3 separate regions of the Mus musculus genome follow, and all the other regions are linked to region 3. A link is a loop called in an ENCODE intact Hi-C map of the cell type or tissue named here. Cell type or tissue: heart. All regions are shown on one strand. Links, peaks and the distances in the headings refer to the core of each region. The heading gives the core; the rest is flanking DNA. Region 1 holds the start of Gm31385 (a long non-coding RNA gene). Region 2 has its middle 9.9 kb from the start of Gm24061. Region 3 holds the start of Zmym3 (zinc finger, MYM-type 3).

The links. Peaks named below come from ENCODE experiments on the same cell type or tissue, not always from the same donor. Only the 100,000 strongest peaks of a DNase experiment are listed, where the experiment ranks them.
Region 1: it touches region 3 in a loop (6-fold over the local background); 11 of 42 quality-filtered maps call a loop at or near these places.
Region 2: it touches region 3 in a loop (4-fold over the local background); 7 of 42 quality-filtered maps call a loop at or near these places.

Annotation. Positions count from the first base shown.
Region 1 is chrX:101,331,228-101,341,178 of GRCm38, reverse strand. Gm31385 (a long non-coding RNA gene) reads right to left here and starts at 3,091. Exons shown (of 3, transcript XR_387011.3): 1 at 3,053-3,091; 2 at 1,885-1,926. In heart, for the core only: a CTCF peak has its summit at 6,352 (motif pointing right); no DNase peak of the experiment used is centred there; H3K4me3 peaks cover 766 bases; H3K27ac peaks cover 1,060 bases.
Region 2 is chrX:101,126,675-101,136,625 of GRCm38, reverse strand. It overlaps a transcript of Snx12 not described here. Among named protein-coding and RNA genes, the nearest start is that of Gm24061, 9.9 kb to the left of the region's middle. In heart, for the core only: CTCF peaks have their summits at 4,228 (motif pointing left) and 5,441 (motif pointing left); no DNase peak of the experiment used is centred there.
Region 3 is chrX:101,414,491-101,424,441 of GRCm38, reverse strand. Zmym3 (zinc finger, MYM-type 3) reads left to right here and starts at 4,220. Exons shown (of 25, transcript NM_019831.3): 1 at 4,220-4,296; 2 at 5,490-6,169; 3 at 7,112-7,155; 4 at 7,461-7,533; 5 at 7,981-8,275; 6 at 8,504-8,681; 7 at 9,036-9,254; 8 at 9,544-9,694; 9 at 9,905-9,951. The coding sequence starts at 5,503. In heart, for the core only: a CTCF peak has its summit at 5,330; DNase peaks (open chromatin) are centred at 4,551 and 5,361; H3K4me3 peaks cover 2,923 bases; H3K27ac peaks cover 3,197 bases.

The DNA of each region.
Region 1 (9,951 bases), core at 3,374-8,373, 84 kb after region 3:
ATCAGACATTAAATAAATAACAATAAAAAACAGGCATGGTGACACATGCCTTTAACTTATTTAATTCCAGCACTTAGGAAGTAGAGGCAAATGGATCTCTATGATCTCTACAAGTTCAAGGGCAGCTTGGTATGCAAAATGAGTTCCAGGCCAGCCAGGGCTATGTAGAGAGACCCAGACAAAGAAAAAGAACCAATGCTTCCAATTACACTTTGTTGCTGGAAGAGCAGATCTTTGTTTCCCCAGAAAGGGTTTCTCTGTGTAGCCTCAGCTGTCCTGGAACCTGCTCTATACACCAGGCTGGTCTTGACCTCATAGACACCATATCTATTGTAGAGATTACTACATGCAATTTGAACATGTAAAAACACAATACATTTTGGGAAAAAAGACTTCGAGTTTCCTCTTCACAACACATGCGGGCAAGTAAAGATAACCAACAAAAAACACTGTCGTAATTGTACAACCACTGGACATCCATTGTGGAGATCCCAGCCTCTGCCTCCAGAGTACTGGGATCAAAGGTCTGCCCCACCACTACCTTGTTATGGGGATGGCAGATCTCTATTGAACTTATTCAGTTCTTTAGACTGTTGTAGAAATACTACTTGATAAGAGTTTCTAAATTGTAGAGGGATCAAGCAAAGTGAAAATGTTCCATCTATGTTCATCAAAATGTAATGCACAGGCTATGGGTGCATGTGAGTAACTGAGAAATGACAGGAGTTCCTTAGATTCAGCAGCTGTCATCCAAACAAAACCTTCATTGTACATTGAGTCCCACATCATTTTTTGGTCCTATGGTGCTGGTTACTAAACTCAAGGTCTTGTGTGTGCTAGCCAAGCCCTCTGCCACCAAGCTACATGTAATTTCTCCTGCTTTGTCTTGCCTTAGTAATTTTAGGAACCCATCAGCTTCTCCATTGGAGTCCAGTAGTGTGGCTCCAAAGGTATTTAATCGACGCCATAAAATGTTTGTATTACAAAGTACACAATCCAGTTCTTTCTATGGGTTTCTGAGATTAATTGTTAAAATTTCAAAAATTCTGTGCGAGCCAGGCATGGTGGCACACGCCTTTAATCCCAGCACTCAGGAGGCAGAGGCAGGCGGATTTCTGAGTTTGAGGCCAGCCTGGTCTACAAAGTGAGTTCCAGGACAGCCAGGGCTATACAGAGAAACCCTGTCTCAAAAAACAACAACAACAAAAATTCTGTGCATGGATGAATAGCATCTTGGTGGCATGAAAAAAGGTTGGCGTGTGAGTTTTCAAACCCCAGAGATCACTAAGTGAGGGTCCCCCTCAGCACTTAGGGATAGTACCACACTCTGGGCATTTCCAAATCCACACAGCACAAATTGCCTCCTTACCTCCCAGTAGAAAACCTGCTTCACATTCTAGAGTCCTTAATCTCTTTGTGAAAGATGTCATAATATTAGTAGTTTCTCAAAGAAAAAAATCTTTCAAATTATTAATAACCCCTTTCTTGATCATTGACAACAATCATCATGTTATATTCATTGTCACTCAGAAACATTTTCCTAAATAAATTTTCACTTGTCAGAATCTTAGCTCAAGCTTCCTTTAGTTGTTTTTATTTATGTATTTAGGTTGTGTGTGCATGTGCACGGGTGCATGTCTTACTCCCTGTGCATATCCGTCTGTGTGTTATGTGCATTCAGTACCTATGGATGTCAGAGAAGGGAGACAGATTCTGAAACTGGAATTACAGGCAGTTGTGAATCACCATATGGATGCTGGCAATTGAACCAGGTTCCTCGGGGAGAGCAGCCAGTGCTCTTAACCACTGAGCTAGCTTCCCTCCTCCCCATCCCACCCCCCACTCCTTACTCACACAATTGGACTAACATCCTGAGAGACTTACTTGTTTCCAGTGATGCTGGATAATGTTTCCAATGTGGTCTTCCTAAAATGCCAAGAGGCAAACCAATCACTCACTAATATAGAGACTACACGTGGCTTTACTTTGGGGAAAACCCGAAGATCTTCAACAGCACCCACAAAAGCCTTTCATATCCAGACCTCTGAGCTGCTTCAGACTCGAGTGCCCCACTGCTCCCTCTCAAATACAATTTTCCAGTATGAACTGTTGACTCAGCATCAAATGGGGAGGGAATACTACTGTTTCAAATTTTTGTTCACTTTGGCCATTGTTTTTGCACACTTTGAGTGTAGACAACTGTCTCTTATTTAAAGTCCTAGGACAGAACAGAACAGTACACGAACACACACAGGTACCCAAGTTGGTGTAATGTTTTCTTTTTCAGTTTCTTTTCTTTATGTGTATGCATCGGGCTGTTCCCAATAAAGCCAGAAGAGGGCGTGAGATCCCCTGAGTTTAGAATTACTGACCATCGAGAGTGCTGGGAAGCAAAGCTGAGTCCTCTGAAAGAACAGCAAGTGCTCCTAATCAACCCAGCTCTCTGCTTCTTTCTTTTCTTACATTTAGTGTGTGTGTGTGTGTGTGTATGAGAGAGAGAGAGAGAGAGAGAGAGAGAGAGAGAGAGAGAGAGAGAGAGAGAGAGAGAGGTGTCAGAGCCAGAGTTGGTTTTCTCCTTCTACCATGTGGTGGGTCCTGGGGATAGAACTCAAGTCCTCTGGGTTGATGCAAGTACTTTTACCTACCAAGCCATCTCACCACCCATCACATATGTTTTCTGAGACAGGCTCTTACCATGTATTCCAGGATGGCCTCCAATTAGTGATCAATAAACTCCCTTTTTAAACTCTCTCAACAGTGAGCCTCCCTACCCCACCCCATCAGTCTGCACCTCTACGTGAGAACTTCCCACACAGCATTGCACATGCCTGCTTTACAGGTTCTACCCCTCTATTGGAATGTGCCTTGGCCCAGTTCCTGGCACAGCATTAGGAACATAAGTGCCAACAATTTACTGAAAAAAAAAATCAGTAGTAAGAAAGGTTAATCAATGGAGCTGGTCCTTAGCTCTAATAATTGGGCTATTTCTTTTCTACTGGATAAAAGCCCCTACCTTAAGCACCTAGTCTGATATTCCCAGTTCGAGTCCTACCTTGGTGTCCTGTGAAGCACCTCTGTCTTTATAGGAATAATGTTCCCTCTAGTTCTTGCTAGACCTTTTGACATCCTGTTCTAGAAGCCCAGACCCTATGGCAGGGCCTCTGTCACTGGCTGCCAGACACTGTGGCTGCCAACCACCCCACCTGCCTGTCTGGGCTCCCTCTGGGCATTCTGCACACCCACATGTTTGTTCTACCTGACTGCTCAAAAGACAGCCAGGGGCTCTGCTGCTACTTCTGGGATCTTCCGCTCTACCCTGTGCTCTTCAATTTCTAACTCCCCCTGCTCTGCTTTCTCTTCTTACAGGATGAGTCCTATTTCTATAACTTCCCAACTAGAAGACTGAGAAGAGCATTCTAATTAAATTCGTAAGTGTTTTAGTTAGGGTTTTACTGCTGGGAGCAGACACCATGGCCAAGGCAACTCTTATAAGGACAACATTTAATTGGGGCTGGCTTGCAGGTTCAGAGGTTCAGTCCATTAGCATCCAGGCAGGCATGGTGCAGGAGGAGCTGAGAGTTCTACATTTTCATCTGAAGGCTGCTAGCAGAATACTGACTTCCAGGCAGTTAGGATGAGGGTCTTAAAGCCCATGCCCACAGTGACACACCTACTCCAACAAGGCCACACCTCCTAATAGTGCCACTCTCTGGGCCAAGCATATACAAACCACCACCATAGGCTATACTTTGTGACTTCCAATGTTCAAGTTCCAACTCTTCTGCTTACAACTACTCTAATGATCTTGGAGCAGGTCACTTTATCCCTTTGAATCACAGCTTTATTATCTAGAAAATGGACAGGATAGGGCTGGAGAGATGGCTCAGCACTCACTTCAGAGGGCTCACAACCACTCTAGCTCTAGGGGACCTAATGTTCTCTTCTGGCTTCTACAAGGAATGCATGCATAGGCAGCATACACACAGAAACAGACACATAAAAATAACAAAATAAATATACTTTTTTTTGGCTTTTTGAGACAGGGTTTCTCTGTATAGCCCTGGCTGTCCTGGAACTTACTCTGTAGACCAGGCTGGCCTCGAACTCAGAAATCCACGTGCCTCTGCCTCCCGAGTGCTGGGATCAAAGGCGTGTGCCACCACGCCCGGCTTAAATATACATTTTTAAATAAGAGGGATAAGATGGCTGTGGTGGGCACACCTTCAGTCCCAGAGCTTGGGAGGCAGAGGCCAGCAGATCTCTATGAACTTGAGGCCAGCCTGGTCTACAGAGCAAATTCCAGGATAGCCAGCGCTACACAGAGAAACCCTGTATCAAAAAAGGGGGGGAGCAGCATAACAATACCTATGCCATCAGAGACACTTGGATCTCTGTGAGCCTACAGCCTGGTCTACAAAGTGCTCACTAAATTCCAGGACAACCAGTACTCAGTTACACAGAGAAACCTTGTCATGAAAAAAACCAATAATAATGGTAATAATATACCATGAGAAGATCACTGTAATTTTTTTGTGGTGCTGAGGATTGAACCCAGGGCCTCACACATGCTAGGCAACTGCTATCTACTGAACTACACCACTAGCTCCACCATGGGAACTGAGTGACACATAGGAAGCATGGTGACACAGCCCTGTAAACCCAACACTCAGAGCAGATGTGGAAGGGTCAGAAGCTCCAATCCAACCTCATAAGTTGGAAATATCCTAGGTTGAAAGGTTCTTTAATATACTGAACCTATCAAACATCATAGTTCAATATACTACGGAATCCTAATGTTCTCCCTGAGGATCACGAACCTTCAGCTGATTAGGAGCTGGGCTCACTTCCACTGTAAACAGGAGTTCTTAGGGAAAAGCTGCTGCACCTCTGGCAATCTCAACAAGCTACGTACACTTAGCTGCTTGTCTCACCAACCAGAGACAAGTGTTAGAGAAAGCTGAGAAAAGAGATTTATTCAATGGGATCACTTTGAGAAGTGAAACAAATAAAGGATCCAATGACCCCCCCCCAAGGCCATTTTCTGGGGTGCTAACATGAAATTCAAATTTCAATGAAGGGCAAGAGACATGTATGTATACTTAAGTAGCCCTTTGAAGGTGTGGTTTGACTCAGTCTATTCAACAAGATGGTCTGATAAATTTCCAGAACTATACGGAATATTTTCCTGGTAAACAAGTTCCTCCTTTGGCTGCCATCAGGACTTCACGTTTCCCCTTCTCCTAGCATGGGAAAGATTACTGGGAAATTTTGACTCTTTGCTGTCCATTGTTTAAATAGTCTGGTAGCAGAAGACAGGGGCATAAGTCTCTTAGTCGGATATTCCAGCTGCCAAGGTGATTATACCACAGCCCAGCATCCTGACAGGACCCCACAGCCCATCAGTAGACTAGGAAAAGTCAAAATTTCTATCATTTTTTATTGATTTCTTCCCATTGGATTATCCAAAACGTTGTAAATTGAATCAGCATAAGGCAAGGCTTTTTCCTTAAGGCACATAACACAGTACCTGGCACATAAAACATATCCTGTGACTACAATTTCTACATTTCCAGTATTGAAGACAGGATTGCCGTTCATCCAATGTGTGTTAGAAAGGTGGAGGAGAAGAAATAACAATTCCTGCTGTCCCACTTGCACCTTAGGTTGCAAACCCTTAAGGTCACTTTGTTGGCCTACTTTTTCTTTTCATTTTGCTCTTAAAAAAAAAATTATGGAGCCGGGTGTGGTGGCACACGCCTTTAATCCTAGCACTCGGGAGGCAGAGGCAGGTGGATTTCTGAGTTCAAGGCCAGCCTGGTCTACAAAGTGAGTTCCAGGACAGCCAGGGCTATACAGAGAAGAAACCCTGTCTCGAAAAACCATAAATAAATAAATAAATAAATATTATGGGCTGGAGAGATGGCTAAGCAGTTAAGAGCCCTGTCTGCTCTTCCAGAGTTCCTGAGTTCAATTCTCAGCAACCACATGGAGGCTCACAACCATCTGTAATGGGGTCCGATGCCCTCTCTGGCACGCATGTTTACATGCAGGTAGAGCACTCATATACATTAAATACACTAATTAAACATTTAAAAATTAAGATTTATTCATGTGTGTGAGTGTTTTGTTCACAGGTACATCTGGGCAGCAGGAGCACTCCAGGTGCCCTCCTAATTCGGAAGGTGCTGGAGCTCCTGAGGCTCGAGATTTGGAGGACCGTGTGGGTGCTGACAACTGAATCCAAGTCCTCTGTAAAAACAAGTGCTGTTAATTGATGATCTTTTCACCACCATCCCCTTTAAAATTTTTGTGTGAATTGGTGTTTTGCTTGCATGTATGCCTGTGTACCATGTGCATGCAGTACCTGAAGAGGCCAGAAGAGGGCATCAGAGAAATCCACCTGCCTCTGCCTCCCAAGTGCTGGGATTAAAGGCGTGCGCCACCATGCCTGGCAAGATTGTGCTTTTAATTAACAACCCACCTTCCAGCTTCTGTTGGGCTATTTCTTAAATATCACATCTTGGAAAACAAGTAGGCTCAGTATCTAAAGGCACTTTTCACCAAGCCTGACAACTTTCGTTCTTTCCCTTAGAGACTCATGGTAAAAGGAAAGAACTCGAACTCTCTAAAGGTGTCCTCTGACCTCCACATCTGTGCAATGGCATGCATGCACGCACACACACACACATACACACACGCATGCATGTGAGCATACACACAAATTAGTAAATATTTAAAACAAATGCAACATCCTCTAGGAATTCTTACAGTTGAAAGCCAATGGCCTTGCAGTTCCCAATCTGCCTAGAAACATCTAAGACTGACAAGTACCACAATCATTATACTTACTGTGATTACCGCCCCTCCCCACTAGCGCTACTCCCAGATATGTGGACAGTATAAAACATTGTGACTGCCTGTTTTTCACACTTGCCTGCTCCCCATTCTCTTATCCATCATGTGTTAACCTTCTACATCTTCAGTGTCACTCAGCCCTGGTTGTCTTTGACCATCAGAGCAGGTACCGTGGGTAAATTAACAAAGGCAAGGCAGTGAGTGGAGAAACGCTTTATAATAAAGAGGAGAAACTGGAAGCAGTTGATAGCATTAGGCAAGGGTACACGTCTCCTAGTAGAATATTCCAGTTGCCAGGGGGATTATACCACAGCCCAGCATCCCGGCAGAGGATCACACAGCCTATCAGCGCAATGGGAAAAGTCTAAATTTCCACCATTCGTGTGCTGATTCTTGAAATGGTCAAAATCGGAAACAAAAGCCAAGGAGGATTTGTGTCTGCACTGACCCTTTACCCCAGCATGGGCAAAACACATGTTGCCTCTTTCCTGTTCCTTGGCTATTCCATGCAGAAGGTAGAGGGTCGAGCCTGGACAATGCAAATGAACGGTGGGTGGGATTCAGCCAGGGGACCTCTACAGGGAGAACTAGAGATGGAAGATAAAAACTCAGCCCCCTCCTAACCACCACACCTCAGTGTATGTGGTTCGGAAATCTCCATTCTTTGATGCAATACTCAGGCTTATGGGTGTTTACTGCACACAGAGCCTATGAAACCCTAGGCTACACTGCTACTTTCAGGCAGCTTTACCTGTGGGATAAGAAACTTGGCGGAGAAGTGATGTCTGAGCATGAAGAAGCAAAACGAGACTACAGGAAGCAGCCTAAAGGAGACAAGTGTAGCCAGCTCCCTTTACACAGCTTCTGGCTTCATTTAACCCAGTCGGGGAAAACATGCTGTAAGGGCACGCAGGAGCATGGATGACATAGGGCCCCTGGCTCAGGTAGACATCCATCCTTTCATCTGAATCCAGCAGCTTCTTCGCTCTGCCTGGGCTCTCTGTTTTCTCCATTATCTACCGAAGGCTGGATTCCTCTTTAGGATTACAATCTTTGTTAAGGTTGTCCTATATGATTGACACGTATGTCCCCAGAGACCTACAGAATGATCCGAAAGCCTCCACCTAACTCCACCTTTCCAGGCTCCTCCCTCAGAGTGGCTGGCAGCTGGAGCAAAGGCAGCCCCCTGTGATCTGGGGCTGAAGTGGAAGCCGAGGCAGTCCCCCTCCCAATCATTTTTCCTTCCCCGGCCTCCAACAAGTAAGACAGAAACCTCAAAGGACAGTGAGGGGTTAAGCTCCTTATATGGAAATGAGACTCCTTCCTGTGCGGAAATAAGTGTTTTAGCTTCAAGTACACACACACACACACACACACATAGGCACACACACACACATAGGCACACACACACACACACACACATACAGGCACACGCACACACACACGCACGCGCGCACGCTGGCGGCGGCGGCGGGGGGCGGGGCGGAGAAGGGGGGCGCGCGGGCGCGCGCGCGCCTTCAGATAAAATTCCCGAAGCTCCTTCTCTTTGGCGGGGGCGGAGGGTGGCGGGCAGCAGGGGCGGGGCCGGGAAAGGCCACTTTGCGCAGCGCAGACAGAGGGATGAGTCATCAAAAAGACTCGGGGAAAGGAAGCGGAACTAGTCATCAGAGCCGGGAAAAGAGGTAGCCAGTCATTAGACAGGGATGGTGTCAATCATACTTTCTCCACCAATGATCTGAGAGTCTCTCAGGCCTCGCAGACCGGAAAAGGGGTCTTGGGAGGCGGTCTAAAGCTGCTGAGATCCGAAAAGCTTGGGCGCTGGCGGCGGCCAAGGCTACGGACGCGCGCAGGGCCCCCTGGCAGGAAGATGGCGTTTGCCGTCAAGGTCACATGGCCACTTTTGAGCACTAAAACGAAAGACTAGCTAAGAAAGAGTAGGGACGGCCATCATGGGGCCGGATTTTCAGAAAGCTGTCAGGATTCCAAGTTGTTTTTTTTCCAGTTCGCAAGCACATTTGTCTTAGTTATCAGCCATATTCTAAACACATCGTACAGCTCTGGGAAAGGGCGGGGTCTTCCCTGGGCTTTTTTCCCCCTCTGCAAGCCTGAAAAGGGGTGGACGAAGCCTGGGCTAGAGTGGTTGGAGGAACTACAGGAGGGCAGCACTTGACAAAATAAAAGCACCCACCCGGGTCTTGACAGGCTTGGGAGACCAGGAAGGGAGGCCGATTCTGCCCACCACCTTTTTTTTTTTGGTTTTTCGAGACAATGTTTCTCCGTGTAGCCCTGGCTGTCCTGGAACTCACTCTGTAGACCAGGCTGGCCTCGAACTCAGAAATTCTCCTGCCTCTGCCTCCCAAGTGCTGGGATCAAAGGCGTGCGCCACCACACCCTGCTCACTGCCCACCACTCTTAATCCCTAAAGGTCCATGCCAGGCTTAGCTCCAGGTAGTGAGTGAGGTCCAATGCCTGAGCCCTCTCTAGTTTGGAAAAGTTGATTTGATTAAGTTCCTTGAATAGGTTCAATGTAAATTCAGGATCAGAAATCTTAAAACTTTACAATTTACAAGATAAAATATGTCAATCTGTGTAAAATGTGTTGTTGTTTATGAGGTGACCCACAAACATTACTTGGGAAGTTTTCTTGTTCCCTTGCCAAGCTTGGTAGCCCATACCTTTAATCTCGGCACTCAGGAAGCTGAGGCAGGAGGATCTTGGTGAGTTTGAGGCTAGTCTGGTCCACATATTTCCAGGAAACCCTGGGCAATATGGAGATACCCTATCTCAAAAGGGAAGGGGGGGTCTTTTTGAGCTGCGCCTGCGTACGCCTTTAATCCCAGTACTGAGGGGTGGGGGCAGAAGCAGGTGGATCTCTTGAGTTCCAAGCCAGCATGGTCTACAGAGGGTTCTAGGACAGCTAGGGCTACACAGAGAAAGCCTGTCTTGAAAAACCAAAAGAAACATTTTTTGAGACATGGTTTTCTTTATTGCACAGCTCTCAATGTCCTGGAATTCACTTTGTAAACCAGGTTGGCCTCTCACAGAGAGCAGCCTGTCTCAGCCTCCTGAGTGATGGGATTTAAGGTATGTGCCACC
Region 2 (9,951 bases), core at 2,620-7,619, 290 kb after region 3:
GGCACATGATGTTTATTGTCTCTCTGTGGTATTAGTAGCCATTTGTTGCTTAAAGCCTAGATCCATTTATTTATTAAGGGTTGTAGAATGGTGACATTTGGATTCTATTATTCTTCGTCTGTTTTCTAGGATAAAGAAAAACATCTCCTCTCCTATTATTTGGTTGGCCAATGGTATAGTTTGTTAAGGGAAAGCAATGTAAATGTTTGCTTTTTCTCATTAAATTTTTTAAAGCAGTTATTTGTTTTATTCCTATTTTTAAAATGTCAGCAACTAAAAAAAAAGTCTCCACAAACTCAGAAATTGAACCAAATTGATGCTTCAGGCCCATTTTATACATTTCCTGGCATAGACCTGAAATCACTTCTCTAAAAAGGCCTGGTTTCTTTTTTTGTAGGAAATGGTATCTCAAGGCCACAAGGTCTGGATGCTAGCAGCAATACTCACAGGTACTGAGTTCATCAGCGTTTCAAACCTTTTAAGGAAAAACTGGACAGGAGATACTGATGTGTTGTTTTTTCAAAGTCCTGTCTTCAGGGGTTTTCTTAGCTGTCTCACCTCTGAATCTCCTTTCTTTCATCCTTGAGAACCCACAAGTACAGGAGATAATAGGCTTAAATTATCATATTTTTATGCACTAGCTTTATATGCCATGCCATACACAACTGTCTCTGAGCGGAATATTAATGCTTCCACTGCTAACAGGATGGTGAAAACAGAGAACCTGTTTGCACCCTCTCTGCTCCAGTACTCCATTGGCATTATTATAAACTGCATTTTCATACTGACAATTGTCATTGAACCGCAATTATACATGGATCTATGTGCATTTATTTATTTAGTTTATCGAATGGACACAAACCGTCCTTTTGTGGATGTTTTTTCCAGCTGTTTTTATTTTTCTAGAGTCTGTTCTGTAGCAGCTTGTTAGGAAGGGAGCCACAAGAATAGAGTGAATGTAGGTTGACAAGTTTGGAGACTCAGGATGTCATTAAAAAAACTGCACCAGAGACGGGGTGTCATAAACAGCAGAAATATATTTCACAGTCCTGGAAGGTAGAGGCCCAAGGTCAGGTGTTGGCAGCTTTGATTCCTCTGAGGCATCTATCCTTGGTTGACAGAGGCTGCCTTGGTCATTCACGACACAGCCTTTCCCCTGCTATCTTTTGACTATTTATTGTTAGAGACTGGACATTGTTGTGTAGCTCAGGCTAGCCTTGAAATTTCAACTGTATGCTGCCATGACATGCCTTTGGTGTCTTTATGTGAACAAATCACCTCTTTTAAAATTTGTTTTGACAATACTGGGAATGTAGCCTTTGACTGAGCAAATGCCTGTCTAGTGCTGCAGGACCGAGCTTCACCTGCTGCTGACTGCCTCTTAGGGACTGCAGTCAGAGGGAAGGGCTTTGCCTTCAGATAGTCACCCATTCTCAAGTACCAGGGCCTAGGTCTTCAACATGGGAACTTTTGTTTGGTGAGAGGATGCAATTCAGCTCATAACACTCTGGCTACAAATAAAAATTGTTACTTTTTAAAAACCTCTGTGTCGGGCTGGAGAGATGGCTCAGTGGTTAAGAGAGCTGACTGCTTTTCTGAAGGTCCTGAGTTCAAATCCCAACAACCACAGTCAGTCATTTTCTGTATTCTTTGATAATTTCAAGCATGTATGTAATGTATTGGGTCATTTTCATCCCCCGTTATCCCTCCCACCCCTTCCCACTGAACCCTTTCTTCTAACCGTTGAGTTCCCCTCTATGTTCATGACTTTTGTTTAGTGTTTGTGACCCACTGAGGTTAATTGGGGTTGCTTGTGTTAGCATGGGTGTGGTTATTTACTTTATTATGAATGACATCACAGAAGCAACCATTAACTACCAACAGATCCTGAGAATCCAAGTCAGAAATTTGACTGCTTGGGTTATGTTGTTTTTTTTCCCTATATCTCATGAAAATGCTGTTTTGCTGGGATTTGAACTCAGGACCATGTGGTTGTGGGATTTGAACTCAGGACCTTCAGAAGAGCAGTCAGCTCTCTTAACCGCTGAGCCACCTCTCCAGCCCGACACAGAGGTTTTTAAAAAGTAATAATTTTTATTTGTAGCCAGAGTGTTTCTTCCAGTATAAAATATCATTGTCAACACATCTGGTAACTGGATGTTTGTCTTTCATGTGTTCCCCTCCACCAGTAGGAAATCTCGTACTAAAAATCTAATACTTTAGGCAGGGGCAGGGGAGTCTCTATGAGTTCTAGGCCTGCCTGGGTTACAGACCGAGTTCCAGGACAGCCAGGACTACACAGAGAAACCCTGTCTCAAAAACCAAAAAAAAATACAATAAAATAAAAACGAAGTGGAATACTTTTGCTTTATATCAGTATTGGTCATTTCTTTATAGCTGCTTTTAAAATATGTTGTTTTAAGTTGTTGTTCCAAGTTATTTCAGAAAAGCTTTCTCTCCAACCCCCCCCTTCCCTTTTCCCTTTTGCCTTTTGCTCTGGCCCATAGATTACAGATCTATGTGAGCCACCTTGTAGTTGCTGGGATTTGAACTCATGACCTCCGGAAGAGCAGTCAGTGCTCTTAACTGCTGGGCCATCTCACCAGCCCTCAGGGAAGCTTTCTTGTAGCCTTTTTAACCTTTTAATTTTATTTGTTTGAGTCATGATTATTTTATTGCTCAGATTGTCCTGAAACTCACCATATCATCCAGGCTGGCCTCAAACGTGTGTTGAACCTTCAGCCTCAGCCTCCCAAGTGCTGGAATTGCAAGCATGAGCCACCACCCCATCTCTGTTCTCACCTTTATGGGTGTTTTACTAGCTTTTGCTTCCTCCTCTTAGACTCCCTGCTTTTCCCCTTCCCACTGATTTTCTCTGTTCCTCTAGTCTCTATCCTGCTCTTGTGCAAGGACTATACATATACACACAGACACAAAGACACACATACACACACATAACACAAACACAGAGAAATATATATATATAAATATGCATGTGTATTCTCCATAAAGGGTTGTAGGATCCACAAACAAAACATGGTATTTGTTATTCTATACATGGTTTATTTTGTTTTATTTTCTTGTTTTTATTTTCTTCTCTCTGTATTTTTCTTTTTTCTCTTTCGGGGGGTGGGGAGTAGGACTTGAGACATGGTCTCAGTTTTTCAAGTGCTGAGATATTCTTTGCTTGCTTTCCTTTTTATCACTTCATTCTTCTCGTTTTGGTTCTATGCAGGTCCCCTCTTCTTATCTTCTCTTTTTTTTTTTTTTTTTTTTTAAAGATTTATTTATTTATTATATGAAAGTACACTGTAGTTGTCTTCAGATACACCAGAAGAGAGCATCAGATCTCATTACGGGTGGTTGTGAGCCACCATGTGGTTGCTGGGATTTGAACTTTGGACCTTTGGAAGAGCAGTCGGGTGCTCTTACCCACTGAGCCATCTCACCAGCCCCCTTATCTTCTCTTTTATATCTTGAGTTCATTTGCTCTTTCTGCCTTAGAACTCATTTCTTTTTTTTTTTCCATTTTTTATTAGGTATTTAGCTCATTTGCATTTCCAATGCTATACCAAAAGTCCCCCATACCCCCCCCCCACTCCCCTACCCACCCACTCCCCCTTTTTGGCCCTGGCGTTCCCCTGTACTGGGGCATATAAAGTTTGCAAGTCCAATGGGCCTCTCTTTGCAGTGATGGCCGACTAGGCCATCTTTTGATACATATGCAGCTAGAGACAAGAGCTCCGGGGTACTGCTTAGTTCTAGTCTCTCTTATTTTCGATTCTTTCCTGGACCTCATTACCCTGTGCTTTAGTTGTTCAGACCCTGACTTCTTCTGCATCTTCTCTCCTTTTCTTTGTCTACTTTGAACTTGCGTTGAGATGGCAGGCTATAATGTTCATGGCTCATAAGCATGTGCTTCCGCTTTGCTGTCAATTGTCATTGCGAATCGTCCTCACTGGCTTCTAGTAAAAGCTATTGCTCATTTGCACGTGACTTTATGAATTTATGCTTATGTATTTTGATCTTTTGAGACAGGATTTTCTTATGCAGCCCAGGCTTGCCTCGGTCTGCTGAGTGCCAGAATTAGAGGCTCCTGCCATTGCATCTTTTTTTGAAAAAGAAAAGAAAAGAAAACAAAAAACAAAAAAAAACGGTTAGAAGGGTGGAGGCTAGGATCCCAGTAGGTTTTCCATTTTCGTGGCTTCTAGCTCCCTCTTCTGTTGCTTTTGTGTAATTCCCCAAAATGTGACTTCCTTTCTCAGAGACCTGGATCTAGCTCTCCTGTCCCATGGTCCTTTTTGCTTTTTACTGTATTGCTGAATCTGGATTCTGTTTCTGGCAGTGTCTTTTGCTTCTGGCTGATTAGTGTGGAGAGCTTGTGGGGCCCACACTGCTGCGGACACGGAGTTTTGGGGGACACTTAGGTCTCACCCCTCCGTACCAGCCACTTTGCTTTGTCACCTGCTCATTGCTTCCTTTCACACAGGGCTCATTTCACAACTGCTTTACAGCTGTTGGTAGTCTGCACCCGTCCACATATTTGGATTTAAGAATCTTCTTGCCTAGCTTTGTGACACTTATTGTCCATGGGCTTGGGGGTTTTCTCTAGCAGACTTAAGGTTTTGGTTCTTACATGTTTCAGATAGGGTTCTCTTTATGGAACCCAGGCTAGCCTCAAACTCCTGATGCTTCTGTCTCTGTCTCTGGAGTGCTGCGGTTACAGGTGTGCACCACTGTGCCTAACTTGTTTTCTGTTTTTATTAAGCTACTCAGGAGTGAGAATATTTTTTTAAAATTATGCCACCACCACAACCTGTCCAGAACCTTCCTATCAATTAATTTTAATTGAACTATTATAAGTTTTGCACACATTTAAAGCCATGTGTAGTAGCTCATGCTTATAATCCTAGCAGTTGTGAGTTAGAGGCAGGAGGATCAGAAGTTTGTTATCTTCAGTTACACCGTGAGTTTAAGGCGATCCTAGGCTACATGATATCAAAAAACAAAACAAAACAAAAAACCAAAAAAAAAAAAAAACTAAAAACAAAACTTCTCCCCCAAACCAAACCCCTGCACATTATAGCACATAATTGCAATCTCAACACTTAGTAGTGGGAAGCTGGAGGGTCAGAAGTTAAAGGTCATTCTCAGCTACATAGCAAGTTCTAGGCCAGTCTGGGCTGCATAGCAAGAACCCATCTTAAAAAAAAAATAAAGTAGAACCGGACCTGGTGGGACTTTAATTCCAGTAGTCAGGAGGCAGAGGCAGGTGGATCTTTGTGAGTTCAAATCTATTCTCGTTCAGTAGCAAGTTCCAGCCTCTTGCTCCCCCGACAAAAAAGTAGGAGCTGGAAACCAGGCTCATTTCTGAAGAGATGGCTGTGTAACCCATTTCTATGTAACTCAGTTCTAGGGAACCAGACGGCCCTCTCCTGGTCATTGTGAGTACTGCAAGTACGTAGCACACCCTCATACATGCAGGCAAAATATCACTGAAAAAGAAGAAATTTCACTTTATATTTTAGACACGTCTGTATAGTTTTTATTTTCTGATGTTTCAGGAATTATTCTTGCAACCAGTCTCCCTCTTGCTCTCACGTTCATTTCATCTTCATTTTGTTATTTGAGAATTTCATACATGTCTACCGTCTGTTGTGACCAAATCCACCCTCCAGTTCTCCCAGCTCCTCTCTACCAGGTCCTGAGCCCATATACCGTTCATATGATCTGAAACCATATCCTTGAAAAAAACTTGATTCTCCCTACCCCAGCAGCCATCAGCTACCAATAGCTCCTCAGCTAGGGGTGAGGCCTTATAAATCCCCTGTCTAGCCATGCTGGAATTTTGATTGGCTTGCTGTCATAGCCACAGTGAGTTGCATGTATGCAACCAGCCTGCTATGTCCAGAAAACACTATTTCATGGCATGTCTCTAACTCTTACAGTCTTTCTGACCTGCCTTCTGTTTTGTATGTTTGTTTGTTTTTCAAGACAAGGTTTCTTGGAACAGTACTGGTCGTCCCCTGAACTGGCTCTGTAGACCAGGCTGGCCTTGAACCCATTGAGATCCTCCTGCCTCTGCCTCCTGAGTGCTAGGAATGAAGGCGTGTGCAGCCACCACCTTGCTCCGGCTTCTGCTTTGATCCCTGAACTTTGGTGGTGGTGGTATAGGTGTGATGGCACTGTCTCTCATTAGGACTGAGCACTTTGCAGCCTCTAGTTCTCTGCAGCATGACCAATTGTGGACCTGTCTTAAGCACCATCTACTGCAAAAACTAATCTGGAGGAAAGGGAGATATTGTTTGTCTGCTTTGGGTTTTTTTGGGGGGGTGGGGGTTGGGTTTTTTTGTTGTTGTTGTTGTTCGTTTTTCGAGACAGTGTTTCTCTGTGTAGCCATGGCTGTCTTGGAACTCAGTCTGTAGACCAGGCTGGCATCAAACTTGGAGACATCCACCTGTCTCTGCCTCTCAGGTGCTGGGATTAAAGGCTTCTTTCTGCTTGTTTGCTTCTTTTTAACCGAAGCTTTGGATTGCCTTTTGTAGATGAATCATCAATGTTTTCTGGAGATGTGTGTGTGTGTGTGTGTGTGTGTGTGTGCGTGCTCTTTTTTTGCTGCTCTAAGAGCTCAGTCTTAGGCCTTGTATATGTTTCTCATGTTCTCCTCAGCATATCCATTGGTTGATATGTATTTCACTCCTTTTTCTTCATCTGTTTTTGAGAGGGGGTTTCACTGGACTGTGGGCTGGCCAGAAACTCACTATGTAGCCAAGGCAGTCTTCTTCCCTCCGTCTCCTGAGGGCTGTGCTTGTGAGCCTGAACCGCCCGCCATTCCTGACTCCAATGTATTTAATTCTTAGGCTGCATTCTTTCTGGTTGCTTTCCAAGCCCGCCTCACAGCTGTCACCATGAAATTTTGTTTTTCTCACTGGAAATATGAGTTAAGTCTGCATTTTTTAATTCCCTGGATATTTTCCTTTCTGGTATTTACCCTGGTTTTGTAAGAGTACATCTTTAAGTTACATACTCGGAAAGAATAGATGTTCCTTGTATCTTTAAGTTTTAGAAAATAATCTTTCATACTCAACTTGATTTATAATTTGGTTGGATTTTAAATTCGAGGTTCAAGTTGTAGTACTGTCACCAAGAAATTTTCAGTTCCCATTTTAAATTAGTTTTTATTAATAAGTTTTGTTCTTTGATAATTTCCCATATATATATGTATATATATATATTGCATTCTAGTCACTTGTTCCCGCCTTCTTCCCATCTCTGCCATCTCTTCTTTCCTTACAAATCTCTTTCCCATATTTCCTAGTTTTTGTTTTGTGTCCCACAGAGTTTAACTGGGCTGTTTGTGTGACCCAGGCTTTGGAACTAACCATCAGAGTATGATGGGCTTACCACTGTATATAGTACTGGATTCTATGCCCCCCTCCCAGAATCTGTTAGTTGCTAAGAGATCTGCTGTAGGAAATAGGGACTTATGAGTCTCTTCCCCTTCCATAGCTGGCTGTTAGGAAGGCTCAACTTGTGTGGACCCAGAGCCAGTAGTAGGTATAACTGCTGTGAATTCGTGATTTCCATTGCTGGGACAGGCATTAAAGATGGCGTTTCTTAATACTTCTATCTTCTGGGATTTCCTTTCGTATCATTATCATCATCATCTGTGTGCTTGATGCATGTGATTGCCTGCATGGCATGTCACATATATGGAGGTGATGACAACTTTGTGGGGTTGGTTTTCTACTCTCACCTTTATATGAGTTCTTTCTATGAGTGGCAAGCTCGCTTACTCACTGAGCCATCATGCTGGTTCTGTGGTTTCCTTTTGTGGGTTTTTAATCTTGTTTAAATAATTTCAAATGGACTCAAAAGGAAGCTCAAGGGCCATTTTACTAACATTTGAAAGCAAAACAACAGATCAGGCAACCTGTAAATCTTGGCAGCTTCCAGGTAGAGGGAGTTTCAAAAAGCTGAGTGTTTTATCTTTTGAGTTCCGGTCCAGGAAATCCAGCATGTTAGAGCATTCTTAGGCTTTTGGCCAGTACCCAGAAGAGAGAGAGAAAGAATGAAAATGAAAAGTTGTGCTTCCTTTTAGTTAGAGCTCAGAAAGGCAGTGTGGTTTAGCAATGCTGCATGACAGAAGCTCTGTAAGCATCAAAGGAGGGGCTTCTGGGAACTATCATTGCGGAGGTTAATTATTCCTCCCGTTTCCGGAGCTTGTCTCCAGGTGAATGAGTTCTCCTGTTGGCTAGGTGATTGACAGAACTCTCCAGAGTAACCTTTAAGGGAGGAGGCAATGGAATAGTATGTTCTAGTCTTTGGAGCAGAGACAACTCAGAATCCATTTTTTTTTAATAGAAGGAAGTAGCTTTTCCCTTAATGGGCCTCAACAAAGCTCCAACACCTTTATCTTTTTGTATGGTATTTTAAATCCTAAGAAGGGACAATTGTGAGTCTTCCCTCTCTGTTGTTACCAAGGAAATGAGAGGTGGGTTCTAGAGCAGCATGAGAGCATGGTCTATCTTCAATGGCTTCTAAGTCTGCTAATCTGCTAATTCCTAAAATACTCTTCCCCACCAAACCACTTCAGAGATGGGCGGAAATTGGGAGACGGAAGGGCTTAGGAGCTGTGGTTCTCAACTTTTCTAATACTGCTAACCTTTAATATTTTGCTCACTCTCCAATCATAAAGTGATTTTTCTTGCTACTTTATAGCTATGCTTTTTCTAGTGTTATGAATATAACACTATGAATATAAAAAAAATCTGTGTTTTCTGGAGGTCTTAGGTGAACCCCGTGAAAAGGCCATTTGACCCCTATGAAAGAGGCCTACTATAGCTGAGCAGTGATGGTGTACACCTTTAATCCCAGCACTTGGGAGGCAGAGACAGGTGGATTTCTGAGTTCAAGGCCATCCTGGTCTACAGAGTGAGTTCCAGGACAGCTAGGGCTATACAGAGAAACCCTGTCTCTAAAAAATAAAAAAATAAAAAAACCCAACCACCCACCCACCCACCCACCCAACCAACCAAACAACCAAAAAATGGGGAAAAAAAAGAGTCCTACTCCAAAGAGGTTGCCCCCCATTGGTTGAGAACCACTGGTTTAGGGTCTTTACTTTTGCTGACTTTTAAGCATTAGAGGGTGATCAAGGAATTACATTGCAGCAGGACCATCAGATTAAAAGAGATAAAATTAAGACAGCAATTGAGTACATAAGGTTCAAAGATTAATAGCATAATCAACCAGACAACATCTATCATCTATTTATCTATCTATCTATCTATCTATCTATCTATCCCCTTTCCACTATGAAAACCTAGATATCCAGTTCCAAAGTTCTTCAAGGGGATTCGTGTTTCCACTGGAGTTGTGGTCACACTCACACAGCTTCTGGACAGCTGTGTAAAAGGAAAAGAAAGATAACAAGAGGCTAGACCACAAACTAGAGTCCCCAAACACTTCTGGTATTTCTGGCCTGTGGCCAGTACAGAACCCAAGATATGTTTGGCTTTTGGCCAAGGACAAGAATGGTGTTGTTTGTTTCTGAGATCCCTAATGTAAAACTGCCTGCTTTCACAAGCATAGCTTTTTTCCCATTCAGGCATGTAAGACCATCATATCACTAGCGTGAAGCAGAGATAACGTGGGATCCATAGTCATGGTAATAAAATAAACAGAAAAATACAGTGATTGCTGTGTCTGTGGTAAAGGTAATGGCGCTATTAACACTTCCATCTTGCCTCCTAACTGCATGTGACCAGGAGGAGTGCTAGAGTACACAGACAGAATATTAAAGGTGGCCCCTCCCGATTCCGGAAGTCCGGAGAGTTGGCCACAGGGTCATGAGAGTGGGTGAGCTGGCTCTGCCTCTCACTGGCTGCAGCTGGTGAAAAGTGGGTCCTGACCTCGACTGGGCAGCCCAGAGCCAGGGCTTTAAACTGG
Region 3 (9,951 bases), core at 2,688-7,687:
GAGTGCTGGGATTAAAGGTGTTCGCCACCACCCCAGGGGAAGAATTCTTTTAGACATAAATGTTTAAGAGAGGCCCATTGGACACGCAAACTTTATATGCCCCAGTACAGGGGAACGCCAGGGCCAAAAAAGGGGAGTGGGTGGGTAGGGGAGTGGGGGTGGGTGGCTATGGGGGACTTTTGGTATAGCATTGGAAATGTAAATGAGCTAAATACCTAATAAAAAATGGAAAAAAAAAAAAGAAAAAAAGAGTATGAGGCCAGCCTGAGCTACATAGCAAGACCCTAGGTTACCACACACACACACACACACACACACACACATGTTCACACACATATCAATAAATCTAATTAAAAATACACTGGCCATAGTGGTACAAGCCTTTAATCTCACCACTTGAGAGGCAGAGGCAGGAGGATCTCTGTATGTTTGAGGCCAATCTGATCAGCATAGCAAGTTTCAGTCCAACAGGAGCTACATAGTGAGAAGTGCCTCAAAAAAAAGAACAGAAAAGTGCCTAAGGTAGCTCATCGCAGAGCAAGTACTTCTCACATGCAAGGTCACTACATTTGATATCCATTGCTAAAATGCAATAAAAGGGAAGTGTTTTTCTTTAAGTGGTTGGCATGACATTTAAAAATCTTTTACATTTTATTTGTGTGTGGTGAATAAGGGGGTGCACGCACAAGTGCCAGAGGACAACATGCAGAAAGAAGTCAGTGCTCTCCTTCTGCCATGTGACTCACTATGTAGATCAGTCCTCCAACCCAGAGAATCTCCTGCCTCTGACTCCCAAGAGCTGGGCAGGAGCCAAGTGCTGGGATTAAAGGCGCATACTCCTGCCCAGCTCTCTTGCTTTCTTAAGGCTTTCTGTGATTTCCAAAATCTTTACAGTGAATGAGGAAACATTTATAGATAGATAGGCAGATAGACAGGTACACAGACAGATAAGGCACAGTATTTATTTGCAGGACTGGATGTGTGTGTGTGTGTGTGTGTGTGTGTGTGTGTGTGTATGTTTTGTGGCTTTTGAGATAATGTATCTCTATGTATCTCTGGCTGTCATGGAACTCCCTCCAGACCAAGCTAGTCTTGAACTCAGGGGTTCGCCTATCTCTTTTAGTTATGTTGTGAGTCTTCACTCCCAGCAGCGCTGGGGACTGATCCAAGAACTTATGCTCTAGAACTGATCCTCTTTTTGTCTTTTATTTTCAAACAGTTCCCTCCTTCTTTGAGATGGGGTCTCACTATGTAGCCTAGGCTGGCCTGGAACTCAATATGTATACTAGACTGGCCTTGAACTCAAAGAAATCTACCCCTCCCACACTAGGCACTGGGATTAACTGCATCTACCACCAGCCTTGAATTTAACTCTATAGCCCAGACAGGCCTTGAGTTTTCCATCCTTCTGTTTCAATCTCCTGAGTAGCCTAGTTTATCATCTATACTAAGAGGTCTGGCTGAGAAATTCTCTTAATATATAGTCTAGGCTGGCCTTGAACTCAGTAATCTCCTGTCAGCCCCCTAAGTACAAAGATTACAGACCTGTGTTTCCATGACTGACATATTTATACGTTTGTAATCTGAAAAAAACAAATAAAATGAGGGCATGCAGCTCAGTTATATAGCACGGACATGTGTAAGGTGCAGTCTTAAGCTCCAGCACTGCAAAAAAAAAAAAAAAAAAAAGAAAGAAAGAAAGAAAGAAAGAAAGAAATAATATGCTGGACTAGGTATGTAACTTAGTTGGTCAAGTACTTACCTCCTATTCACAAAGCCCTGGGATTGTTCCCCAGCATAATACAGGCATTCTGACACAAGCCTGTAGCACTAGGTGGAGCCGGTTGTGGTGGCGCACGCCTTTAATCCCAGCACTTGGGAGGCAGAGGCAGGCGGATTTCTGAGTTCGAGGCCAACCTGGTCTACAAAGTGAGTTCCAGGACAGCCAGGGCTACACAGAGAAACCCTGTCTCCAAAAAGCAAAACAAACAAACAAACAAACAAAAAAGCACTAGGTGGAAGCAAGAAGATCAAAAGTTAAAAGTCATCCTTGGCTACTAAGGGGGTTCTAGGCCAGCCTGAGTTACACAGCAACTTCAAAACTACCACACTGGGGCATTAAGACCCATACCCAAAACAGGAAATAAAACACCAACCAAACAAACAAAGAACAAAATCTCACCCAAAACCAACTAATCAAAGATTTGGGGTGTGTGTGGGTGCGGATAGAGTTTTAGTTTCATAGTAAAATTATGTAGACAGAGCTTTCCTGTATATCCATGTCCCCACACACTCATGGCCTTGCCTATTATCAACATCCAGGACAAGATAGGTACATTTGTTTCAATCCATGAATGGGCAGGGATGTATCATTACTAACCAAAGTCCGTAGTTTATATTAGCACTTACTCTTAGTAGTTTACATTGTATTTGAATAATGTGTCTACCATTATAATATCATGCAGAGTGATAGTACTATTGTAAAATCCTGTGCTCCTTGTTATTAGTTTAAAAAACATACTTATTATTTCGTGTGCCTGTGTATGCATGCATGCTACATCACAGGTGTGCTGGTCAGAGGACAACTTGCAGGCCTAGGTTCTCTCCTATTATCTGGGTCCTTAGACTTGGCAGCAAAGGCCTTTCCCTGCTGCACGTCTCACTGCCCCTAGTTGTTGTTTAGTGTGACTGAAGTTTTGTTTTAGTTTGCATTTGTTCTTTTGAAACAGGGTCTTGCTATGTAGTCCAGGCTGTCTTCACACCACAGGGAATCCTCTCGCCTCAGGTTCCCTGCACACCACCACACCCAGTTTTTGGTTTTGAGACAGGTGTTTCACTATGTAGCCCAGGCTTTTCTCATGGTCATAATCCTGATACAGCCTTCTAAGTGCTGGAATACCAGACCACCGTGCCAGAGCAGAAGTCACCCCTCCCTCTTAGATGCTCTTCACTCCACTTGAAAATTCGTGATCTGCCACCAAATTAGACATTCTACCCCCAGAACAGCCAGGGGGCCAGGAAGAAACAGAAAATACAAAGAAACAGTAGAAACAGAAAGAGGCAGAAAGTGGGAGATGGCTACAGAGCATACTGATTAAGACACAGAAAGCCGGGTTTAGGCAATCTACACCGGAAAAAAATTACATTTATCTCTGATGTAGGAGAGAGCAAAGACAACCTCAAGGCTGAGGGGGGGTAGGCGGAAGGGAAAACAAGGCTTCTGTTAAAATATGGGTAAAATTCCCAAGGACAAGGGTGGGCAGGCTTTCTATGGGAAGGAGGAAAGGTCAGAAGCACATTAGAGGAGCAATGGACAACACTGGACGCTTCTTGCCTGAGTTTCTAGTATCTAAGTCCGGTAAGTGCTGTGCAGCCCTTAGAACTATCCTGGGAATGTGGAGAGAGGGATTGTGAAGTGTTCTGTCATGAGGCCTGAGAATGAACACTGCCACCTATTCTTTTAAGGCAGTAGACCTAGTATTAGTGACCCCTACCCCTACCCTACTTCTCAAGCCTTAATCACAGCCACGCCCACCATCTAGTACGATCCCTGGAGGCTGTGTTTGAGTGCTCTCAGGAGGCAGAGACGCAAAGAGACTGTGAGGGAGAGACCTACAAGAACAGAAAAAGAGGGAAAAGGGAAGGACAGTGTTTGTGTGTGTCTGTGTGTGTGTGTGCAAGTGGATGGGTGGGTGGGGGGCTTCTGATGACCAAAACTATTCAAGAGAAAATTCAAGCTCCTACAGGAGGATTCAGTGCAATGATCCCAGAACTTAACCGAAGGCCATGGAGGGAGACGGGGGTGTAGCCTTGCAGAACCTGCTTTGGGGGGGGGGGTCACCAGGCAGTAACCGTTACTGCATAGGCGTTGTCACTAAGCCAGAACCATTTAACTGGCAAGGGTAAGCTTAAGACACCCCATAACTACGACTCTTAGACAGGTTGGAAGTGGGGGCTGAGGTTGCAGACAAGGGGAGGAGGGGCACTTGAGGGTTGGGTCTTTGCCTCCCCCATTCTCCGCTGTCACTACCCCAACAGTCGCCCGGGGGGCCGGGCCCCGGAGAGGTGGGGATGGGGGAGGGTAATCTTGGCAGGCGTCTGCTGCATGGCGTAGGTAGGGAGTGCTGAGGGGGGACGCTGGGGGGAACACGAGTGGGAAGCGGAGAGCCACGGGGAGGGGGAGGGGACCGGGAACCATTTGAATGAGAGGAGGGGATCACGGGTAGAGTGGGCTCTGGAGATAGGGCGGGCACGGGTGTGACGGGGCCAGGCTCTTGAGCCAGGTAAGGAAAGCAGGTGCGTAGATGTGGGGTTTTTCTTCCTTTTTTTGTGTATTTAGTGTACTAGGCCCTTCGGTGGAGAGGGGGCGCCGCCTTCCCCGGGGGCGGGCTCCAAAGCTCCAGAGGCTATCTTTTCCTCAACTAACGGGGCCCCGGGCGGGGGCTCACGCTCCATCCCCAGTGACGGCACTCCACTCCGCAATTTCCAGGCGGCCACTGGGCTGGGAGTCTCGCGCCGGGGGCCGGCGCTGTCTCGCGAGCCCCCTCCTCCAGCCAGCCAATGGGATTGGTCGCTGGCACCGCCCGCCTGCCTGGTGCAGAGCGCTCAGCGCTGCAAGCGGCGCTGCCATTTAAAGGGGCCGCGACCCCTGTCCCGGCTGCTAGGGAGGGAGGTGGAGAAGGAGCGCGGGGCCGTTGCTGTCTGCAGTTCTAGGCTTGTAGCGGTTACTCTAACCCTGCCTCAGGTAGGGGTCGGGTCTGTTCAAGCCGAACCGAACCTGCAGGCGGGATCTCGCAGTAGCCGGGAGGGGGGTTTGAGCAGGAATCGTAGCTCCAAAATGTCTTCCTGTAAATGCCTGAGGTGGGGGGTGGGCAACAGGAGAAGGGAAGGACTAGGGGTGCAGTAGGAAAGGGGGGACGGGGCTGAGGAAGTGGTCCACCCTGAAAGGTAACCGAGTGGGGGGGAGACGGTTAGGAAGAGCAGTTTGTGGGGGCGGGGAAGGGCTGAGAGAGGACGGGCTCCGCGGGGAGGGGCGCTGGGGCTGGAGAGGATGGGGAGAGACTGGAGACCTGGGGGGCTTTTGGGGGGGAGTGAGAAGGGACCAGGGGCTGAGGTCGCCGGAGCGGGAAAGGTTTCTGGCTGCGGCAGGCACGGGAAAATGTGAGGGGGCGTTGAGTCTGAGGTGGGGGGTGTGTGAGAGGTAGGGAGGAAGGAGCTACGAGTCTCCGTGGGGGGTGTCGGGCGGGTTAGAGACCAACTGCCTGGCGAGTGTGGGCACGGGGCCAGGGCAGGGAACGCCACTCCCCACAGAGGGCGCTGTATTGGGGGGGGAGTGGACATTGAGCCTGAAGCCTGTGGAAATGCCTATCGGCTGTGGGGGGCGGCTGCTAATGAGAAATCCAAGTGGATGACGGACGGGGTGTGTCCCACAGCCGACATAAGAAATTCAGGCTAAGACCACCTCTACTGCCCCCTCTTCCGATCTGCAGCCCATACCCAGCCATGGACCCCAGTGATTTCCCCAGTCCATTTGACCCATTGACCCTGCCAGAGAAGCCCCTGGCTGGAGACCTTCCAGTAGACATGGAATTTGGAGAGGATCTGCTGGAATCTCAGACTGCCCCAAGTCGAGGATGGGCTCCCCCAGGTCCGTCTCCATCCTCTGGAGCCCTGGACCTGCTTGATACCCCTTCTGGCCTGGAGAAGGACCCTGGAGGAGTTCTGGATGGAGCCACTGAGCTACTGGGGCTGGGGGGGCTACTCTATAAAGCCCCTTCTCCCCCAGAGGTGGACCATGGTCCTGAGGGAACCCTTGCATGGGATTCGGGGGAGCAGACCCTAGAGCCTGGACCAGGGTGTCAAACCCCTGAGGTGATGCCACCTGATCCAGGGGCTGGGGCTAGTCCCCCTTCACCTGAGGGGCTACTAGAACCTTTGGCTCCAGATTCTCCAATAATCCTGGAGTCTCCTCATATTGAAGAGGAGATACCCCCCTTAGCTACAAGGAGAAGGGGCTCCCCTGGGCAGGAGGAGGAGCATACCCAAGGGCAGCCACAGAGCCCCAATGCACCCCCTAGCCCTTCAGTGGGAGAGACTCTGGGGGATGGCATCAACAGTTCTCAGAGCAAACCTGGGGTATGTACCCCTACTGCACATCCTTCGTTGCCAGGTAGGTCACCTAACCGTTTGGAGGGGCCTGGGGAAAGAAAGGGTGGTGGTCAGGAGGGCTGGCTCTGTGCTTTGAGAAGTGGAGGAGGAGGGGACAGGAGGCTGGGAAGATTAGAGCAGGGCTCTGTGTGCTGAAGGAGGAGTGGGGTGTGGTGAAGATTGTGGAAAACAGGGGTGGGAGGCATGGAGGGGCTGCGCAGGATAAATGGGGTAGTGTGAGGGAATGGATTGGATGGCAGAGGTTCCCTTTCTCATAGCCCCAATGGGTTTCCAGTACCAGGGTCCTTCCTTCAGGGTTTGAAGGAAAATAGCAGGCTTCTAGGCTCTATGATTTTTCCAGCTGTTTGATTCTAAATAGGAGTGGAGTTTCTGGGATTGATGGATGGTAACTCCTCTCTGAAGCCCCCTAACAGCATACCGATTTCAGGGTAATGGTAGAGAGGCAGGATCTAGGATTGCATCTCTGATAGGGGAGGGGCGATCTAGACTTGAAGCTCTAGTTTCTCCCTGAATCTACCTAGTGCTATATCTCCTCTAGCCTGTGATAAGGGTCTTCAGATAGGTAAACTGATATATCTTATATCTCACCAAAGTCCAGAGGGACCTACCCATACATTGATGGGCTTTCCCCTTCTTGCTCCTTTTAAGTGGTTACATTTGTTTTTGTTGGTAAAATATAAATTCTTCATGCACAGTGGGACAGAAATGATTGGAGGGGTAAGAGAATACGTTTTATCTCATGGAGAATAGCTGCACACATACCCTCCCCATTTTCACCATAGTACCAAGTCTGAGGTAACCCTGAAAGGGTTAGAAGCCACAGGCACTCAAGTTTTCCCATTCAGTTTGGAGTAAATTGTTCCCCAGGAATGGAGGTGGGGGCCGGCCCTGGACGGCCCTGGACAGGCTCAAGACTTAGGCTACCTTCTTGCTTCCTTTGCAGGAGATGGCCTGACTGGGAAGGAGATTGAGAAGCCGCCTGAGAGGGTGAGGGGGGAGGGGATTGGAAAGAGTCTAGTTCCCCCTATAGCTCTAAGAAGGAGAGAACCCTCATTTTCCTCCCAGATGTTGGGGGGGTGCTGTCAGAGTCAGAGAAGGGAGGAACTCCCGTGTTTACTGATTCTTAGAATGAAGTCCAGCTCCCCATTTTCACCTTCTCTTTAGGGCTGGGCCAAGGGTCCCAAGTCTCTCACCTCACCTTCCATCTCCTGTCCCCACCCCAAACCTCGAACTCCAGTTAGCCTGCCACTAGTGTCAGCTTTCCCCCCCAACCCCCCGCCCCTCTTTCCAAGGTACAGAAGAGAAGCGAGCGCGTTAGAAGAGCAGAACCTCCAAAGCCTGAGGTTGTGGACTCCACTGAGAGCAGTAAGTAGGATTGGAGGAAGCGGGACCTGGGAATTCCAGGTGCACAGAAGAGCTTGAAGGTGGGATTAGGACAGGGCATGGGTCTTCTGGCCCCTGTAGTTCCTCTCTGCAGAAAGAGAAGTGCCTGTCTCTGCTGTGGGTTGGCATGGGAACCAAATGGTAGTGGGGGAAAATTGAAAAGAAGAACAGTAAGAATAGTAAGTTTCAACTATACTGTCCCTGTCCCCAGTCTTCTCTCTTAGAACCTCCCTTCCTCTCCTGAATATTGTAGAAAAACCATGAGTAGCTTAAGATCCAGTGTAATGGGAGAGGAAGTCTAAGGGCCAGAACAAGAGGGGAGTACCAGAGATCCCAGGATCAGTATTTGAACTTACTATGGATCTGACCATCAAATGGCTGGAGATCTGCTCTGGTGGTCTTTTCTCACTGCCCCGCCTACTCCCACAGTTCCAGTGTCAGATGAGGATTCTGATGCCATGGTAGATGACCCCAATGATGAGGACTTTGTGCCATTCCGGCCCCGGCGCTCTCCTCGCATGTCCCTGCGCTCAAGTATGGCACAAAGGGCTGGGCGCTCTTCAATGGGCACCAAGATGTCTTGTGCACATTGCCGGACACCACTGCAGAAGGGGCAGACGGCCTATCAGCGCAAGGGGTTGCCTCAGCTCTTCTGTTCTTCATCTTGTCTCACTACTTACTCCAAGAAGCCCTTGGGCAGAAAGACCTGTACCTTCTGCAAGAAGTGCGTTCAGATCTTAGGGTGGGCGGGGGCAGGGACTAGGGGAGGGAGTTATGGGTGAGAGAGATTATGTTGGCAAAACCAAGCAGGATGGAGATGATAGGGTTAATTTTAAGGAAGTGGTTAGAGTATTTGAGTCTGTGGTCATCAGTAGGCATCCTAGGGAGTGCAGGGGTTACTGCTGGAATAAGAGGGTGATCCTGGATTACTGAAACCTATTCCCACCTCCAGGGAGATCTGGAACACCAAGGACTCAGTTGTGGTACAGACTGGTCCAGGAGGCTCCTTCCATGAGTTCTGCACATCTGTCTGTCTCTCTCTCTATGAGGCCCAGCAGCAGCGTCCAATCCCCCAGTCTGGGGATCCTGCCGATGCCACTCGCTGCAGCATATGCCAGAAGACTGGAGAGGTGAGGGTACTCACCACAGGCTAACTTAGGAGCCTGCTGGCTCTGACCCACCCGCCCCTCTAGTTCTTGAGCTGCAGGGGCTGAACCCTGGGAGAAAGGGATTTGGGAGGAAAAGGTAGCTAATGTGAGGGAGTAAATTCAAGGCTAGAGCTTCTCCCAGATGTATGCAGCTAACCTCCTTACCTCCCAGGATCTCGTCATCAAGTCTACAGCCTGAAGCACAGGTTGGGGGGTCCTAGGCCCATTGTCTGCTGTAAAGGTCTAGGGTGAGGTGGGAGTCCGGTCCTTGCATTGATTGGGGTGGGCGGTGGTGGCCTGGCCTCAGCTCAGGGTGTGTATATATATGTGTGGCAGGTTCTTCATGAGGTCAGCAATGGCAGCGTGGTACACCGACTCTGCAGCGATTCTTGCTTCTCCAAATTCCGAGCCAACAAGGGACTGAAAACCAACTGTTGTGACCAGTGTGGGGCTTACATCTATGCCAGGCCTGGGGGCCTTGGCCCAGAGCTCCTGTTTCATGATGGTCAACAAAAGCGGTTTTGCAACACAACGTGCTTGGGGGCATACAAGAAGGTGGGGCCGAGGGAGTAGTGCATTAGAGGGCTATGGAAGGGGGTGTGGTTCTTGGGTGATAAATAAAGGTGCCTGAAGGGTCGAGGGCTGGGAAAAATAAAACAAATAAAGGGGGTTTCAATTGTATCTGTTATGTTTTATTTTTGAAGCTGGCTGGTGGACACACAGGTCTTTGTTATATCATCATTATACTTTTTTGTATGCCTGAACTATTTCATGTTTAAAAAATTTTAAAAATAAAAGTGAAGGGACAAACCCAGCCTCAGCCTCTCCTTCCCCATCCTCACAGAAAAACACACGTGTGTACCCATGTGTCTGGTGCAAGACCCTGTGTAAGAACTTTGAGATGCTATCACATGTGGATCGTAATGGCAAGACCAGCTTGTTCTGTTCCCTGTGCTGTACCACTTCTTACAAAGTGAAGCAGGCAGGGCTCACTGGTAGGTGCAAAGCCCTCTTCTCTGAGATCCCTGCTGGCCTTCCTTCTGCTTCCCATATTTCCCTCTTGTAGAGTAATTTCTGCTGCCCAACCTCGGCCCCAGCCACATCTTCCCATGGACTTTCTATTCCATCTCTGCCCTACCTTACACCTTCTATGTGCTCTCTCTTCCTCTTTTCTCTCTCTTTCTCTCTTTCTTTCTATGCCCCAGGCCCTCCCCGACCCTGCAGCTTCTGCCGCCGCAGCCTCTCTGACCCT